Linked DNA regions of Homo sapiens: region 2 is linked to region 1. The links are chromatin loops, found by intact Hi-C in ENCODE. Cell type or tissue: OCI-LY7. All regions are shown on one strand. Each heading gives the region's core, and the rest is flanking DNA. Links, peaks and the distances in the headings are about the cores only.

Region 1 (6,921 bases), core at 619-5,618:
CCCTCGGCAATCCTTAGCATTCTGGCTTTTGTCTTTGAGCCACAGTAGTTGCAAGATGGCTACCAGTCCACTAGGCATCACACTCTCATTCAGCAGCATCAAAGAAATGAAGGGGAAATGTCTCATTACTATCTGAGAGGAAAACATTTTCCAGGACCCACTACCTCATCACGCTTCCCCTTGGTGTCACTGGCCAGAACTGGGTTTCACACTGCCTTGCCGCCCCTACCCCTCTGAACTAATCATTGGCAGAGAAGAGTGAAATTAACATGATGGCAAAGACCAATCTTGACTTGGAGGGGCCCATCTTCCTTGAGCACACTGTGGCAAGATACCTGATCAAATTTGGGGTTCTATTTTCAAGGAAGAAGGGGGAAATGACTCTTTGGTAAGCCACCAACAATGTCTGCTCTAAGTCCTAATAGAAGCACTGGTGTTCAGCAAGCTGCAGTTACCCAGACATTCAAGAAACATGAGGAGCTTGAAATTCCAAATGAAATTATAAGAATTATCATTTTAATTTTCATGTGTATAATATCTAAATACACACCAACTATAATTTTGATAACAAATTTATGTAAGAAGCTATAAAACTGACCACACAACTGTAAATTCCTTGGAGTAGTTCTTAGAGCCTTTACCGAATGTCCCAGAATTATGGGTATTAGTCACATAGGTTCTTTTCAATATGCCTAATAGCAGAAAGGAATGTTAATGAGCAAGGCTCCTATTCTTAGAGCTCTATGACTATCTTACTAGCTAAGGTTGTTAGAATCTACCAAGATATATTGCTAAAAAACATGCTAAAAACAGAACAAGAACTTTTTGAGTAAAACTGGTTTTGAAACCTGTACTCGAGGTCAACACTATCCAGTGGTGCCCATTCCTTAAAATACGGCATCACCTGGAGGTCATAAGGCATAAATGAGATAGATGACAATGTGAAGCCTCACAAGCCAGGATCTGGCACTTAGTACTGAAGTCCAGGGAAAATACAGGAGAGTCTGAACCAAGGTAGTAGGACTGCTGGGGTGATGGGAGGAGGGGGAGGCTAGTGAACAGAGTCTAAACAATCATTTCCAAAGCTAATCTAAACAATAACTATCTTGTGAAAGAATTACTACTCCACTAAAGATCTACCAGGCAATGAAAGTTAATTTCTAAACATCAGCAGTGATCAGGAAAAATTAAATACCATCAGTAGGCAAGTAGAAACTAGTAAAAGTGACTGCAATATAATAAACTGATAAAAAGCTTTGGCTGACCTTAGTAAGACTTTATTTACTGTGCCTTACATGTCTCCACCCACATTTTAGCCTTGAACTTACACTTACGGAAATTCCCCACTTCTTCCTTCACTAACCACTTCAATGAACTTGTGTGTGCATTCACACCTGTTATTACACGGGTTCATTCACTGCAACTAGATCTCAACAGTTAATTGGCACAGGAAACAAAACAGAAATGTAAGTGGGGTAGAGCACAATGCTCTCTGAAGACTTTAGACCTGACTCTGGCATTAAGTGAGCCATTTCTTCCTCCTAAACTGTAAAGTCAGAGTCCCTTCTGTCTATAAAATTGAGTGATTCTATGAAGTGTCATTACTTACCTTAGTTGAGTTGGATGTCAGCCTAGCCTAGCAGTAGAGGTCAATGTTCCCCAAGGGTAGTTCTACCAGAAGCAAAAGGCTAAGAAAGGGCCTTTGAGCTGTACAGAGCTGTATGGCCTTTGGGCTTCTACATGACCTTTAGGAGGTCACTACCCTTCTTGAGCCCCAGTGTCCTCATCTGTAAAATGGGATCATAGCACCCTTAGGGCAGGTTGCAGTGAGGATCAAATGAGATCAGGGATGTGATGCATCTCTTGTGGTTCCTGGCACTAAAGAGGCACTCAAAAAATGGTAGTTATTGTTACTGCTTTTATTATGGAATCACCAATACACACTTACCTAAAGAAACAACAGCAACACTCTCTGGCAAGAAATGTAATCTGTATCGGATCAGTAAATGCACCAATATGATGCAGATAGCTGTGGAAAAAAAAATAATACAATGTTTTAAAAAAAACACTCAATTCTGAATGATAAACACCAAGTTCAAGTCAGTGGTTATTTCTGGGGGGGTCCTCACAGAAATGGACAATTGGAATAACACAGTGAACTTCAGCGGTGTTTTTCGTGTCTCATTTCTTAAACTGGAGGTACATTTACAATGTTTATTATATTTTCTCTATACTTCTTTGTCTGCCTGAACTAGTTTGTTTCCCAGTAGTTATTGGAAGAGGAACAGAAATCTAACTTTTTTGAGACAGGGTCTCACTGTGTCATCCAGGCTAGAGTGCAGTGGTATGATCTAGGGTCACTGCAGTCTCAACTTCCCAGGCTCAGGTGATTCTCCCATCTCAGCCTCCCAAGTAGCTGGGACTAGAGACACATGACACCACACCCAACTAATTTTTTTGTATTTTTAGTAGAGATGGGGTTTCGCCACATTGCACAGGCTGGTCTCCAACTCTTGGGCTCAAGCAATCCACTCACCTTGGCCTCCCAAAGTGCTGGGATTACAGGCGTGAGCCACGGTGATCAGCCAGAAACCTATTTTTTTATATAAGCTGTTAAACCTTATAAAATTATTTAAAATTATTCAAATTTTTCTGATTCTGAGAAATGGTCTTCAACTTTTTGGAAGTGATTATCAACTGGAACACTATATGGTGAAGAGGAAGTCAATGAAATCAATCACTTTTACATAAATGTAACTGCAACAGATTGCATTGACACAAATTATTTTGCCATCATGTGACTGGCTCTTAACATAGAGGGAAGTAAGGGTTTTACAAACAGGAAAAAGTAAATGGTTTGGTGACAAGAACATCAGAGATCTGAATATGGAACACTCCTGCTCCCCAGCTGGGTGCAGCTGTGTCCTGCCATTCCCATCGGCTGAGGACTTCCCATGAGCCATGAACTAGGCTGAACACCCCAAATACTCTCTCATTTAATCCTCCAACTTCCCTCGGAATTAGCTGTCATTACCACTATCTTCTCTGATTACAAATCAGAAAACTGAGGCTTCTAGACATCACAGCCCCTGTCACACCACTGGTAGGTGCTGCAGTATTGAGTCAGATTCCAAATCTGTGCTCTTAACCACAGCATACCCCACCACCTCCCACTTGGCTGGATGCCTTCATTCCTCAATCTCCAAAACAGAATAATGTCTAACTTTCCTCACAGAGGTGTTGTTATGAAAGAAAATAAGAAGATGTAAAATAAAACGATTTGAAAGGGATATTTCTGCCCCCACCAACCCCCCGGCAAAAAAAATGGGTACTTCACAAAAATTATTCCTGAATGTAATTTCCTAATCCAAATGTTAGCGTGCATGTCTTTCTTTTACTGGGCACCTAGATGGTATACCAGCTCATCAACCACAGTATTAACAGGACTAACATTAATTTTGTTATTTTTTTCAAGGAAATGTTTAAACAATCCACATGCCTGTTAACTGGTCACCCTCAGAGGCTGCACTGACAAATTAGGTTTCTTTAATCCCACCAAAAAACACCAGGTGGCCAGAGTGTTGTAAATGTAGACATTTTGTCCTCTTTTCATTCTGTGCTTTAAACTATCAATCTGTGGTGTTATTTTTATATAAATATTTAACCTAGTTAGAAATCCTACATTAAATACTAATGGCAAGAAAAAAGTTCCAGTGCATAAACATAACATGTGACTAATGAACATGCCCAATGTCTAGACAAAACAAAAAACGGCAAATAAGCACATAAGTGGACAGAAAATAGACCAAGAGAGTTGAACCAGTTTCTGCTCTTCCTTTGTACCAAGCTAGATTTTTAAAAATTTAAGTTATTCTCATAAATAGATCAAACAACTCTTTGCGGCTTTAAGAGCAAAAGGGGAAACTATTAACAGAAAGAGTTAATATAAGGCTCATCAATGCCAGGTAACAGCCTTCAGCCATTAAAAAGAATAAAGTCAGAAAAGACAATCCATAGAAGGGGAGAAAATATTTGCAAATCATATATCTGATAAAGGTGTACTATCCACAATATATAAAGAACTCTTAAACTCAACAGCCAAGAGACAAACACCACAGCTTTTAAACGGGCATAGGACATGAATAGACAAAAGATGTTCAACATCAATAGTCACAAGGGAAACTAAAATCAAAATACAATGATTCACTGGAAGGACATGTAAGATTTTTTAAAAAATACAGTGAGGGCCTGGTGCGGTGGCTCACACCTGGAATCCCAGCACTTTGGGAGGCTGAGGCAAGCAGATCACCTGAGGTCGGAGTTCAAGACCAGCCTGGCCAACATGGTGAAACGCCGTCTCTACTAAAAATACAAAAATTAGCAGGGTGTGGTGGTGCGCACCTGAATCCCAGCTATATGGGAGGCTGAGACAGGAGAATCACTTGAACCCAGGAGGTAGAGGTTGCAGTGAGCCAAGATCATGCCACTGCACTCTAGCCTGGGAGACAGAGCAAGATTCCATCTCAAAAAAAACAAAACAAAACAAAAATACAATTTCATATCCACTAGGATAGCTATAATTTTTTTTTTCCCCGAGACAGAGTCTCACTCTGTCACCCAGGCTGGAGTGCAGTGGTGCAATCTCAGCTCACTGAAACCTCCACCTCCCAGGTTCAAATGATTCTAGTGCCTCAGCCTCCCGAATAGCTGGGATTATAGGTGTATGCCACCACGCCCACACCCAGCTAATTTTTTTGTATTTTTAGGAGAGACAGGGTTTCGCCATATTGCCAGGCTGGTCTCGAACTCCTGGCCTCAAGTGATCTTCCCGCCTCAGCCTCCCAAAGTGCTGAGATTGCAGGTATGAGCCACCACGCCCAGTCTATCATTTTTTTAAAACCAGAAAACAAGTGTTCGCAAGAACATGGAGAAACCGGAACCCTTGTAAAATGGTGCAGCCCCTGTGGAAAACATTTGTCAGTTTCTGAGAAAGTTAAACATACAGTAACCGTTTGACTCGGCAATTCCACTTGCAGGTATATATCCAAAAGAAATAAAAACATTTATCCACACAAAAGCCTATACACAAATGTTCACAGCAGCAGTATTCACAACAGCCAAAAGGTAGAAACAATCCAAATGTTCACTGATGAATGAATAAACATCATGTGGCATATCCATACAGTGGAATATTACTCAGCCATAAAAAGGAATGCAATTCTAACATATGCTATAACATGAATCTTGAGAACATTATGCTAAGTAATAGAAACCAGACACAAAAGGCCACGTATTATATGGTTTCATTTATATGAAATATTCTAAATAGGCAAATTCCTAGAGACAGAAAGCAGAATAGTGGTTGCCAAGGACTAGAAAAGGGAGGGATGGGGAATGACTGCTTTTAATGGTTTTCTTTTGGGGTGATGAAAATGTTCTGAAACTAGATAGTAGTGATAGCTGCACAACATTGTGAATGTACTAGATGCTGCTGAACTGTACATTTTAAAGTGGTTAAAATTGTAAATGTATGTTATGTATTTACTACAAAAAAAAAAGAATGAGGTAGACAGAAAAAACACCAATACAATGATCTCCAAGACATTCTGTGAGATGAAAAGGCAAGTTATGGGACCCCATTTATGTCAAAACAAATTTGCAACTCCAAACATGTATTATTTGTGTTTCTGCATGTACTTACGAATATACATCTGTATATGCAAAAACAAGCACGTTTTCAAGTACACTTGGAAAAAAACCGAGCAAGAAAGGGCAAACACTTCTGTGTGGTATGGAGGGTGTGCTTTCAATTTTTCATGCCTGGAGTAATGACTATGGAAAATATATAAAACACATATCAATCATAATAACTCCATTAAGTTTCAAGGCCCATAAAATGTATGTGTCAAATAATGTTAATTGTTAATCTAGTGTAAGTAAATAACAATGATTCCCCATTTTTTCTTGTGGAGTCAAAGATCAACAACGGTTAAATGCAAGTCAACTGATTTCAAGCTTCTAAAAATCAAAAGTAACTACAGAGTTTTGTCATCCCTTCTCAACAAAGAGGAACACACTGTAATCCTGTCATGTGCTTACAGGACACAAAAGTTACCATTTCATTTGAATTAACTAAAAGAGTAACAAAAAGTGGCAAATGAATTCCAGGTCAGGAGTTCTGAGGTCTAGAATAAACTATGGGCTAATTTCCCTTAATTCACTTGAGTTCATTTATTCATGAATTAGCAAGTTACCTAATAACAGCAATTTTTAAAACACCATCAGATTTACATTGTTTGAACTGGGTGTGGTGGCTCATGCCTATAATCCCAGCACTTTGGGAGGCTGAGGCAGGTGGATCATCTGAGGTCAAGAGTTCAAGACTAGCCTGGCCAACATGGCGAAACCCCATCTCTACTAAAAATACAAAAATTAGCTGGGTGTGGTGGCAGGCACCTGTAACCCCAGCTACTTGGGAGGCTGAGGCAGGAGAATCACTTGAACCCGGGAGGCAGAAGTTGCAGTGAGGTGAGATCATGCCACTGCACTCCAGCCTGGGCAACAGAACAAGATTCCATCTCAGGGGGAAAAAAAAAAAAAAAAAAAAAAATTCAATGTTTGGATATCTAATCAGAAATAAAATAACATGCAACAGGCAAACAATGCCTTAAATTTACTTAAAAAGAAAGCATCATTCTGTTTTGGTAATACATGCTAACCTCCACATAAGCAGAGACACTAACTCATAAACTATCAAGAATCTGATTAGGTGAAAATGAAAGCCATCTAACATTGGTGTGACTCTAGAGTCTAGGTTTATAATCTGTTTGGAGAGGGCAATCCAAGAGAAATATACAGCAAGTTCAGCCTTTCTGGCCCCAAAGATGTATTAACACTGGGCAGGATTTTGCCTGGTTTAAA
Region 2 (6,921 bases), core at 1,045-6,044, 190 kb after region 1:
GCCCTTGAAAATGCCGGTAAGCTATAGCATATGTTTTTTAAGACTTAAGCATTTCATGCTTTAAAATACCTTCACAAGTGAACATTACACACAGAAGTTCATTTGGTTTTCCTTTGTTTTATGGTGCATATAGCAATAAAGACCCCCCTCCACCCTGCAACCCCCATCCCCCACCGGGCCTTTGTCCCTGCCTTGGCTTTTCTCCCCTTCTCATTCTCCTCTCCCCTTTCCTCACTGAAGGCTGTGAGTTGCTTTCAATGTGACAACACTATGATGTCATTTGGAAGGATTTGCCAGGACAGACTGATTCTGAGTCCTGGGTGCCGTATGTGTATGCGGCAGTGTTGTCAGGCGATCTTGTTTGAAGCTCTATGTTGCCATAATTACCATCAAGTACACACTGTTGGCAAAAGGCTAACACCTGACTTTAGAAAATGCTGATTTGAGAACAAAAGGAAAGGTCTTTTTTCACTGCTTAAAGTGGGGTCACTTTGATACCTTTGCGGTCATGTCTGTGTCTGATGAGTGTAGAATCTCTGGATGTGCACTGTCAGTCATGTGTCCACCAGGCCTCGAATATCATATGGGAAATGTCATAGTTAAAAACGTACAGCCAGGCCCGTGTGCTGTTAATAGTGTGAAATTGTCATGTTAAAAAAAAAAACAGGAACCAAATGTGACCTTGTGCATATATTGGTAGCTGAAAATCTTCAAGGCTACTGATGGGTGGCCCCTTAATCTTGTCTTTGATTGCTGTGTGCAGGGAAAGGTGTCCCCGTTTGTTCATGCTGTTTTGGGGGGTGGGGGGGTATTTGCAAGAATACTCATTTTGACATAATAGGTCCTCTTGTCAGAGATCCTCTACCACAGACATTAATAGCTGAGCAGGAGCCACATGGATTGATTGTATCCACTCACCATTGACGATGGCATTGAGCGTAGCTAGCTTATTTCCATCACTACGTGTTTTTGAGCTTGCTCTTACGTTTTAAGAGGTGCCAGGGGTACATTTTTGCACTGAAATCTAAAGATGTTTTAAAAAACACTTTTCACAAAAATAGTCCTTTGTCATTACATTATTTACTCATGTGTTTGTACATTTTTGTATGTTAATTTATGAATGATTTTTTCAGTAAAAAATACATATTCAAGAACCAAACCTTGGTGGTCATTTCTCTTTGTGTAGGACAGTTTGGGTCCTTGGGGGTCTTTCCTTTTTCCTTTCCTTTCCTACAGGAGTTCAACTTAAGGCAGCTCAGCTGAGCTCTGGGTCTTGCTGGGGTAAATACTGCCTGACCCGTGCTGCAGGTGAACGGGCTGAGTAAAAAGCTACGCAGTGTAACAGAAGCAGTCCTCCACTGTGCTGCCCAGGCATGCCCACGCTTGGGTTTTCTTTCAAGAATCACCCAGGTGGTACCAAGAAAGTTGCATAAGACACTTGAGTGAGGGGACTTGGGGGTGAAGGGGGTGGTGAGGGTTGATGGAGTTTGATTCCAGAAGGTTCTCTGGGATCAGTGTAGGGTTTATATGCCAGATTCTGCTCAGAGATTGTCATCATGGCTTCTATGTGTTGAATGTTTGCCACTCACAGTATTAATAGTGTCAGATGCCGGGGACATAATAATAGAGAAAATAAGACAGGATCAGTGGACTCATTAAACTTACGGTCCACTGGGGGGTATGATTAAAATTGTATCCTCAATACCTGGTCCAAAAGGGGAAGCTGCAGGTGACGAGTGCATGGTAGGGTGGGCATTCCAGTTGGGAATGTAGGGAAGGTGGAAGCAAGTGAGCTAGGGGGAGACAAGGAGCGTGTGGCACACAGCTGCAGGGCAGGGAGGAAGCCAGCGTGGCTGGAGTAGAGGGGGCAGGGGGGCGCACAGGGGGAGGAGTTTGCATTTCATCCTTAGAGCAGTGGATTCAAGAGTTTTCAGCAGGCAGGGCTGCGTGATGCGATTCGGATTCCATAGCAACTTTGAGAGATGGCTCTGGTTGCAGGGAGAACGAGCGATGGTACAGAAGCAGAAGAGAAGCAGGGGCGAGTGAGATGGGTGCAGGGACGACGGAGGAGGGGAGACTGGGAGATACTGAGGTCGTGCTCCCAGGACCTGCCAGGGGTGATGGGGATGGAGGACTCCACCTAAGCTGCTGGCTTCCCACTTGCACAGGTAACAGGGCCATTCCCTGAGATGGGGGCACTAGAGTCAGACCAGATTGGCGGGATAGATACGAGATCAGTTGTGACTGCTGAGTTCAGGGAGTTTTGAGACAACCTGGCAGAGACAGCAGGGTGGGGGCTACAGGCAGACTGGGGAGTCTTTGGGTGGAGGAGGTTAGTAAGGACCCAGCAGCGGGTGAGATTGCTGGGGGATTGAGAACAGGAAGCATGGAGTAAGAGAAGGCAGCAGCCTTGGCCCAGCCTCTGAGAACCTGGTTGAGAAAAGGAGGATGAGTGAGCAGGAGGAGGGGTGGGAGGACAAGCAGGCCAAGAGGGAGAGTGGTCAGCCGTGCTGAAGGCAGCAGAGAAGCGATACAAGAGGAAGAGGGAGAAGCAGTGAGTTGGCAGTGGCCAGGTGTTGGAAATGTGGCAGGAGCCGTTTTGCTGACCTGATGGGGTGGAAGGAGGAGATAGCAGCAGAGTGGGTGTCTCTTGGATTTCCTGGGAAGGGGTGGAAAGAGGAGGTCAGGGCCACAGGAAGCGCGGGAAGCTGGGGGTGGGAGGTGAGGTGGGGTTGGGTTTTGGTTTTCCCACAAGAGAAGCTTGAGTGTGTTTCTTCTGAACCACAGGGAATGTCTGAGAGAGCACAGCTGAATACGTACAAGAGACCAGGTGATCTGGTGGGAATGTCCCTGAACTACTGGCAGGAGATGAGATTCAAACCAGAAAAACCAAACAGAAGGAACGAGGAGCTCTGTATAGGCCATCCCATTGGCAGACACACACCCCGTGAAGACTGTTGTTGCTGTGGAGGTCAGAGATCCCTTCCAGCCAGCTGCTGGAATTGGGATTCAGCAGAACTGATTCCTGGCACTACCACGTCCTCCATACTCTCAACATTTTTTTTTTTTAGTTTTCAGGGAAGTCCAGTAATAAAAATAGTTCCTATTTATTGAGTACTTGCTATGTGCCAGGGCCTATGCTAAGTGCATTGCACACCGTGAGTCCTCAACCCTTGAGAGGCGGGCACTGCCCCTTGTTCTGGAGCACGGCTTCTCCACATTGCTCTTGACAAATGGGGGAGCTGTCCTGCTCATTGTCGGGTGTTCAGCAGCACCCCTGGCCTCCTCCCTCTAGGTACAAACCCAAATGGAACAGCTACTCTAGACAAACTGAAGCCACAGCTTGCCTGAGGTCACAAAGCTAGCAGCTGAGCCGGCTGGGGACATTTTTGCCCCAGGGAAGACGCTCTTAACCCCTAGGCTGCTTCTGCTGACCCAACTCTTTTGCATATGTGCTCTAAATAGCTTTTGTTCACAGAGTTGAAAAGTCTATTCTAAAAGTAACGTGAATATGTGCTTGCTGGAAAATAAGTGTTAAACCACTCCTTTAATATTAGCAGTTTGACTGATGTCTACATTTTTTAGTTTTTTTGAGACGGAGTCTCTGTCACCCAGGCTGGAGTACAGTGGCACGATTGTAGCTCACCACAGCCTCAACCTCCTGGGCTCAAGTGATCCTCCCGCCTCAGCCTCCTAAGTAGCTGGGACTACAAGCCCACACCACCACGCTCAGCTAATTTTTATAATTTTTGTATTTCTTGTAGAGATGGGGTTTCACCATGTTGTCCAGATTGGTCTCGAACTCCTGGGCTCCAGCCGTCCTTTTGCCTTGGCCTCCCAAAGTGCTGGGATTCCAGGTGTGAGCCACCATGTCCAGCCATTGGCTGATGTCCAGATCTATACCTGTATACCTATATGCATGCTTAGGAAAACAAAGGCATAGTTTAAAAACCATAAGTTGTCCTGTAATTACTTTTGTTTTGTTTTGTTTTTTCTTAATGTTTCTGGAGACCTCTTTTCCGTGAATGAAGAGCTCCCTCAAATAAAGCCCAGATGTTACCTCCTTGGAGAAGATTTGATGAGCACCCAGTCTGAAATGCCACCTCCCTGTCCCTGTCCCCCCTTACCCTGTTTTATTGATTCACAATATTCTCACTCTGAATCGTACTATATTTTTATTGTTCTTTGTTCATTGGCTGTCAACCCCACTAAAATATAATCCCCATGAAGGCAGAGACTGTTTTGTTTTCTGCTCTATCCCCAGAGCTAAGAACTGGTCTTAGCACATAGTAGTTGCTCAATAAATATTTGTTGCATGAATGACTGAACCTATCTTATTATTTGAATTGTGACACATGGTAATCTCTTGTGTGGATGTATGTAATTTAGCCATTCCCCTCCTAATGGACATGGAGGTAGTTTCCAGTTTTCCACTATCACATTATATGCACCACAGTGAACACAGATGCACATCAATCCATGTGCACATATATGTGTAGGCCAACTTGAGAGAGTCAAGAAATGAAATTGTTGGAGCAAGGGATACACACCCACACCCACACACACACACACACACATATATATGCACACATGCACACACAAATACATACATATATTTATTTGTTTATGATATAAGGTCTCACTCCGTCACCCCAGGCTGGAGTGCAGTGGTGCGATCATGGGTCACTGCAGCCTCAACCTCCCGGGCTCAAGCTATCTTCCCAACTCAGCTTCCTGAGTAGCTGAGACCACAGGCACACACACCACACCTGGCTAATTAGTGTATTTTTTGTAGAGACAGGGTCTTACTATGTTACCCACACTGGTCTCAAATTCCTGGGATCAAGTGATCCACCCGCCTTGTCCTCCCAAAGTGTTGGGATTACAGGCGTCAGCCATCACGCCCCACCTGCACATTTTAAATGTTGAAGGAGCCTACCAAGTTGTCCTACAAAAAGGCAGTATGAATTAATCCTTCTACCATCAGTGAATGATCATGCTATTTATATCTTTAACCCCTGGAATTAAAGGGGATTTTGTGTATGATATGGTCAGGAGGGGCGGTCTATAATTTATTTTTTCCAAATGGATTGCTAATTGTCTCAACAGTATTTATTGAACAATCAATAATTTCCCCATGTCTTACACATTAAATTCTGTAGCAAGATTCTTCCATTTCATTGAGCTATTTGTCTTATTATGCCTTACAGTTTTAATTATGATAGCCCTGTAGTATGTTTTTATAAGACAAGTTTATCTCTACTTTCTATATCCTACCCCAAATTTTGTAAACATTTATAGAAGTGTAATATACATACAGAAAAGTCCATAAATCCAAAGCAAACAGCTCTTTTGTCAGGGTGAACATACTTACACAACCCCATTCTCATCAAAATTTTCAGCCAGGCATAGGCAGGAGGGTCACTTGAGGCCAGGAGTTCAAGACCAGCCTGGGCAACATAGTGAAACCCTGTCTCTACAAAAATTTAAGAAAAAATTAGCCAGGTGCAGTGGTGTGTGCCTGTAGTCCCAGCTACCGACGAGGCTGAGGCTGGAGGATCACTTGAGCCCAGGAGAGTGAGGCTACAGTGAGCCATGATTGCACCATTGCACTCCAGCCTGGGTGACACAGAATGAGACTCTGACTCAAAAAAATTGTTTTTCTTGGCTATGTTTATGTATTTTCTCAATCCGGTGAGATTTATTTTGTCAAGTTATATTTAAAAATCTATTTAAGGGCCAGGCATGGTGGCTCATGCCTGTAATCCCAGTACTTTGGAGGCCAAGGCAGGAGGATCACTTGAAGCCAGGAGTTTGAGACCAGCCTGGGCAACAAAGAGACCCTGTCTCTATATTTTAAAAAATTGCTTTTTAAAATCTAGGATCATGACTGACATTGCACTAAATTAATGATCTGGGAAGACAGCATCTTTAGCATCTTTACAGTATTAAGCTTTACCTCTAGACTTACCAAATTCTTTTGCTGAGGTCAGGCGCTGTGGCTCACGCCTGTAATCCCAGCACTTTGGGCGGATCACCTGAGGTCAGGAGTTTGAGACCAGCCTGGCCAACATGGAGAAACCCCGTCTCTACTAAAAATACACAAAAAAATAGCCAGGCATGGCGGCAGGCGCCTGCAATCCCAGCTACTTGGGAGGCTGAGGCAGGAGAATCACTTGAACCCGGGAGGTGGAGGTTGCAGTGAGCTGAGATAGTGCCATTGCACTCCAGCCTGGGCAACGAGAGCGAGACTCTGTCTAAAAAAAAAAAAATGCTAGTTTCCTCCTAACCTGGTACCCTCGATGCCACAGTACCTTGCAGGTGGGCTGTTCTTAATAAATACAGTCACTGAGTAACAATTCAGATTTACCATCACATGCAAACTAGCTGTAAGGGCAAACGGTTAAGGAGGATTTATGCCGCTTGTGAAATGCAACCTGCTAGATGCTGGCAGAAAACTTTCCAGGCAGGCTACATGCCATGAGACTCCTTGAGGAAGCACAGCCCTGAGTACTTTTCTCACTGCTCCAAGACACACCTTTTCTCTGCCACCACGCCCGCCCCACACAGCACCCTGCTACGACTAGATGTGGGACTGACAAATGCCACTGTTTGACTTATTTCTAGGACAATGGTGGGTGGCAGTCATGTAGGAGAGAGGTCTCTGCTGTGTAGGGAGGCTCGGAGGTAAGGAATAGGTGGGAGTAGGGTATACATCTTCCACTGTGAATTCTAGGAAGAGCAGGGCCCAGGAGAGATGATCTGCTGGTTGCACTTCTACAGCCAACAACTCCATGGCCTGGGGAAGTCACTTCACTTCCCTGCAACTTCATTTCCTTGCAGTCAGATGGAGAGACAGCACTTTGGGAGGCTGAAGCAGGTGGATCATTTGAGGTCAGGAGTTCGAGACCAGCCTGACCA

Evidence for each region. Peaks named below come from ENCODE experiments on the same cell type or tissue, not always from the same donor. Only the 100,000 strongest peaks of a DNase experiment are listed, where the experiment ranks them.
Region 2: a loop joins it to region 1, with 2.2 times the contacts of the local background. A loop is called at or near these places in 6 of 110 quality-filtered maps.

Annotation. Positions count from the first base shown.
Region 1 is chr20:49,818,169-49,825,089 of GRCh38, reverse strand. SLC9A8 (solute carrier family 9 member A8) reads right to left here. Exons shown (of 16, transcript NM_015266.3): 3 at 1,949-2,029. Among named protein-coding and RNA genes, the nearest start is that of SLC9A8, 8.8 kb to the right of the region's middle. In OCI-LY7, for the core only: a CTCF peak has its summit at 3,084; DNase peaks (open chromatin) are centred at 1,399, 3,109 and 3,549; H3K4me3 peaks cover 2,364 bases; H3K27ac peaks cover 3,635 bases.
Region 2 is chr20:49,627,183-49,634,103 of GRCh38, reverse strand. B4GALT5 (beta-1,4-galactosyltransferase 5) reads left to right here. Exons shown (of 9, transcript NM_004776.4): 9 at 1-1,159. It overlaps LOC124904926 (a long non-coding RNA gene), which reads left to right and starts at 1,908. Exons shown (of 2, transcript XR_007067638.1): 1 at 1,908-2,168; 2 at 2,788-4,320. RefSeq lists enhancers at 2,161-2,843, 2,894-3,213, 3,444-3,493, 6,812-6,881. In OCI-LY7, for the core only: no CTCF peak of the experiment used is centred there; DNase peaks (open chromatin) are centred at 1,943, 2,382 and 3,313; H3K4me3 peaks cover 3,244 bases; H3K27ac peaks cover 4,144 bases.